Regions from separate parts of the Homo sapiens genome. Here region 2 is linked to region 1. The links are chromatin loops, found by intact Hi-C in ENCODE. Cell type or tissue: PC-3. All regions are shown on one strand.

Region 1 (2,500 bases):
CACGCCCAGCCTCAATGGCATTTTTTACAGAAATAGAAAAACAACCTAAGATTCATGCAGAACCACAAAATATCCAAATAGCCAAATCAATCTTGAGAAAAAAGAACAAAACTAAAGGCATTACATTTCCTGATTCCAAAATATATTACAAAGACACAGTAATTAAAACATTATGATACTATCATAAAAACAGACACATGGAACAATGTAACAGAACCAAGAGCTTAGAAATAAACTCAAATATGTATGGTCAGCTGTATCTTCAACAGGGTTGCCAAGAATACACAATGGGGAAAGGACAGATTCTTCAACAAATGGTGTTGGGAAAACTGGATATCCACATGCATAAGAATGAAACTGAAACCTGGAACCTTATACATAAAAACCAACTCAAAATAATTTAAAAATTTAAATATAAGATCTGAAACTCCTAGAAGGAAAACATAAGGGAAAAGTTTCATGACATTAGTCTTGGCAATGATTTCTCAAGTATCACACCAAAAGTACCAGCAACAAATGTAAAAATAGACAAGTGGGACTACATCAAACTAAAAAGCTTCTACACAGCAAAAGAAACAAATCAACAGAGTGAAAAGGCAACCTACAGAATGAGAGAAAATGTTTGCAGATAACATGTCTGACAAGGGGTTAATATCTAACAGTGGAGATTTTAAATGTAGAGAGATTACTGTGCTTCAACTGTTTAAAAAAGAGTATGTAAATACATATTCCATTGATTAAAAGGCATATCACATTCATTAGACTACAAAGTGCGCTTGGACTCTTGGTGTTTTAATGGTCTGAAATGGAAAAGATACTGGTAGGTACTTGGTGTCTTCATCTCCTGCTAGTGCCCGTAGATGCCTTCAGTTGACTTTTGATGGACTGACATGACCTACGAGTGTCTCAGACCATGCATGAGGCCCTTCAGGAGCCTGACCCTGAGCCTCCCAAAGTCATTCTAAGTAAACTGTAACACTATGTGCTTATTTTGCCTGGATGCAATGCAAATGCAAACCATGAAATGTGTAAGTCTGTTTTGGAAATACGCATTTTCTTCATTACTTTGACAAACATGTTTTAAGTGCCTGTTGTATTCCAGGTCCTGTACTAGGTGTTGGTAATATGAAGAAGGTACAGTCAGTTTTTTGAGGGAGCTTCTAGTCTAGACAGTGGCTTGTAACCAGGGACTGTTTTCAGAGTCATTTGTGAAATCAAAACACCTTACCCACATGTTCAGTTCACTCTCACTTTCCAGTGATTGGCTTAGTTGAACTGGGGTGAGGCTTGGGTGTCTGTACTTATGCAACAAAATCACCTGATTTTTAAAGAAATTCTCCACTAAGAACCACTAGCAGAAACAAATAAATTGTAATTATGAGAAATTAATATATTGTAAGCTCAGTACAAAAAGAGTGAGGAGTGACATAATTTTTATTTTTCAACTATAATATACCTATAGAAAGTTCATAAAACACACGCAGCCAGAATTATGAAGTGAACCTCTTTGTGACTACTAGTCATGTCAAGAAATAGAATATTGCCAGCATCTGAGAAGCTCTCCCTGTGTCCCTTCCCATTTACAAGTCTTCTCTCTCCCATGGCAACAACAGCCTGGCTCTTGCTTTTCTTCATGATTTTACCGCCTATGAAGGCATCCCTAATCGATATAGTTTACTTTTTCCATTTCAAACTCTGTATGAATTAAATCATAGCACACATATTCTTTTGTCATCTTTTGCTCACCATTGTTTATAAAACTCATCCAAGTTGTTGCATATAGCTCTCATTTGTTCATTTTCATTAGTATGTAGTAGTTCATTAGTGACCTCACCACAATCTGTGTACCCTTTCTCTTGTTGGACATGTGGGCCGACTCTGATCTTTGGCTGTTGAGCAATGCTCCTATGAACATGTGTGTGTATATAGAGTGTCTATGTGAATGAGTTTCTCCAGGCTGTTTTCCTAGAGTGTATTTCTGGGTCATTGGATGTGTGTTGTTAACTTAGCACTAGATAATGCCAACCTAAGTGATTGAACCAATCAGTTTTTCCTAAGTGATTTAACCAATTTAAAAGCTTTTCAGTGTATGAAGGTTCCTATTGCTTTACTAAACTCTTTGCCAGAGGTGCTTAATCTTGAAGGGTCAGTGGAAGAGAGACAAGGAGAGAGGAGGAAGGTTATTTCCGGCGTATAAGAAGGAATGAGAATAAAGAGGGTATGAGAAGTTTGAAAGGAAATTGCAAGCATGCTGATATGACACTAATGTAGGAACCTGCAGGGAAGTGGTGGGAAATGAGGCTGGAAGTGTGTGATGTGCTGAAGAGTTTGGCCTTTGTTCTAAGGGCAGTAGAGAGACAAGAAAATCAAATATACATTTTTTAAAAACTTGTGACAGCTGTGTGGAGGGTGAGGCCCAGACATGGGGCTCTTTACTACTCTAATCCGGGAAGAAACGAGAGAAGGCAGGGTAGAAGGAGTTGGTTTCCAGAGGGGTTTA
Region 2 (2,500 bases), 50 kb after region 1:
TTGTTTTTTTTTTCTGTTTTGAGTTCCTTATAGATTCTGGATATTAGTCGTTTGCCAGAGACATAATTTGCAAATATTTTTTCCCATTCTGTAGGTTGGCTGTTTACTCTGTTGATTCTCTCTTTTGCTGTGCAGAAGCCTTTTAGATTAATTAAGTCACATTTGTCTATTTTAATTTTTGTTACATTTGCTTTTGGGGTGTTCGTCATAAATTCTTTAATATTTGTTGGCATCAGAATTGACTTCAAGCTTAGTCAAGCCTAGGCCAATGTCCAGAAGAGTTTTTCCTAGGTTTTATTTAGGATTTTTTATAATTTCAGGTCTCACATTTAAGTCTTTAATCCATCTTGAGTTAATTTTTGTATATGGTAAAAGATAGGGGTCCAATTTTATTCTTTTGTATATGGTTAGCCAATTTCCCCAGTACCATTCATTGAATAGGGTGTCCTTTTCCCATTTATTTTTGTCAACTTTGTTGAATATCAGTTGTCTGTAGGTAATGTGGCTTTATTTCTGGGTTCTCTATTCTGTTCCATTGATCCGTGTGCATATTTTTGTACCAGTACCATGCTGTTTTAGTTACTATAGTCTTGTGGTATCATTTGAAGTTAGGCAACATGATACCTCCAGATTGTTCTTTTTGAATAGGATTGCTTTGACTGATTGGGGGGTTTTTGGGCTCCATACGAGCTTTAGGATTGTTTTGTTTTGAGACAGAGTCTAACTCTGTTGCCCAGGCTGGAGTGCAGTGGCATGATCACAGCTCACTGCAGCCTCAAACTCTTGGGCTCAAGTGATCTTTTCACCTCAGCTTCCCAAGTACCTGGGACTGCAGGCATGTGCCATCACACCTGCATTTTTAAAAAGATTATTTGTAGAGATGAGACGTCACCATGTTGCCCAGGCTGGTCTCAAAATCCTGGGCTCAAGATCCTCCTGCCTTGGCCTCCCAAAGTGCTGGGATTATAGGAGTGAGCCACAATGCCTAGCGTGTTTTCTCTAATTCTGCGCAATATGATGTTGATAATTTGATAGAAATTACATTGAATCTGTAGTTTGCTTTGGGCAGTATGGTCATTTTAACGATGTTGATTCTTTCAATCCATGAGAGTGAGATGTTTTTCCTTTTGTATTGTTGACAATTTCTTTCATTACTGTTTTGTTTTCTCCCTGTAGAGATCTTTCCTCTCTTTGGTTAAATGTATTACTGGTTATTTTATTTTTTTGTTGCTATTGTAAATGGAATTGAGTTCTTGATTTGGTTCTCAGCTTGAAAGTAAAACTTTGATTTCTGAAAATCTTTCAAGGAATGGTGACTCTTGACTTTCACTCTCTCCCTGGGGTTGCCTTTGATTTCCTCTGCATTACCAGGCATCACCCCCAGGGTTTACTGGGAGGCAAGTTGTCTGTCAGTTGTTAAGGGAGCAAACTATGGAGTTGCAGTGTTGGGATCTTGGGCTGGTTTTTTAATCTTTCTGTTTTCTTACATGTAAAAGATGATGATAATAAAAAGGTTCCCCAACATTGCCTAGTCCCCTAATAGGTGTTGAGTAAATGTTAAACTGTTACTACTTGAACACTTTAATACTTTTTTAAAGCCCAAGTGTTGGCAGAAAGTATTTTCTTATTTACTTTTGCCACTTGAGTCAGACTGACATTGTAGGAAGTAATTTTTCTCAATGCTAAGGGAAGAGGGATGATAAACAATTAAGAGTACCTACCATGTGGCAGTCATTGCATTAGGTGGTTAGATCTGTTATTTCACTTAGTTCTCATGACACATTTAAGGAGGTAGGTTGCCTTAGCCCAGTTTGATTGATAGCAACGTAACTTAACCCCTTTGAACATCAGTTTCTCTGAGACCACTCAACTACTATGTGCTTAGAGTTGGAATGCCAGCTCCTGATCTTTTTGGCTGCAAAGCTTGTATTTCTTCTGTAATAACTCACAGAAATAGTTATGGAATGACTCTCAAAAATGTAGAGTATCAAAGCTTTTTATAAAAAGAGAATATTCTACCAAAAACACAGAAACTATCAGTTTCAAACACTGCTGATTCTGAAGAGCTTATGCAGCTTCACAAGCAAATTGATTTATTCAAATAATATTTGGAAATAAAATTTTGAGCAAAACAATTTCCTGCCTCCTAGCCTCCTGTTCATCTTTAAGTGCTGGAGGCCATCTGATTTCCTGCCATTGGTGATATTAAGGGCCCTTGACTCATTCTGAGATAAAACCAGTAAAATACCTCACCCAAGAAAGTAATTTACTATGACAAGATCTGCAGGAGAAAAGTAGCATGTGTTTTACTTATTTATTTTTGCATGTGTTTTAGAGCTTTACCACTCAAGGTCTGGTCCATGGGCCCACGTCAGCATTACTTAGAAGTTTTTAGAAATGCAAAATCTCAGGTTCAACTTCAGCTCTCTTGAATTCAGAGTCTACAATTTCACAAAGTCCTCAGCTATTTGTATGCACAAATTTCAGATTCAGTGCTTTA

What was found. Hi-C counts contacts between places; a loop is a spot of excess contacts. Peaks named below come from ENCODE experiments on the same cell type or tissue, not always from the same donor. Only the 100,000 strongest peaks of a DNase experiment are listed, where the experiment ranks them.
Region 2: it touches region 1 in a loop (2.0-fold over the local background); 3 of 110 quality-filtered maps call a loop at or near these places.

Annotation. Positions count from the first base shown.
Region 1 is chr4:150,093,668-150,096,167 of GRCh38, forward strand. All of the region lies in intron 1 of DCLK2 (doublecortin like kinase 2), which reads left to right. Among named protein-coding and RNA genes, the nearest start is that of DCLK2, 16 kb to the left of the region's middle. In PC-3, no CTCF peak of the experiment used is centred here; no DNase peak of the experiment used is centred here.
Region 2 is chr4:150,143,895-150,146,394 of GRCh38, forward strand. The region is part of intron 2 of DCLK2 (doublecortin like kinase 2); the gene reads left to right. Among named protein-coding and RNA genes, the nearest start is that of DCLK2, 67 kb to the left of the region's middle. In PC-3, a CTCF peak has its summit at 1,417; no DNase peak of the experiment used is centred here; H3K27ac peaks cover 1,341 bases.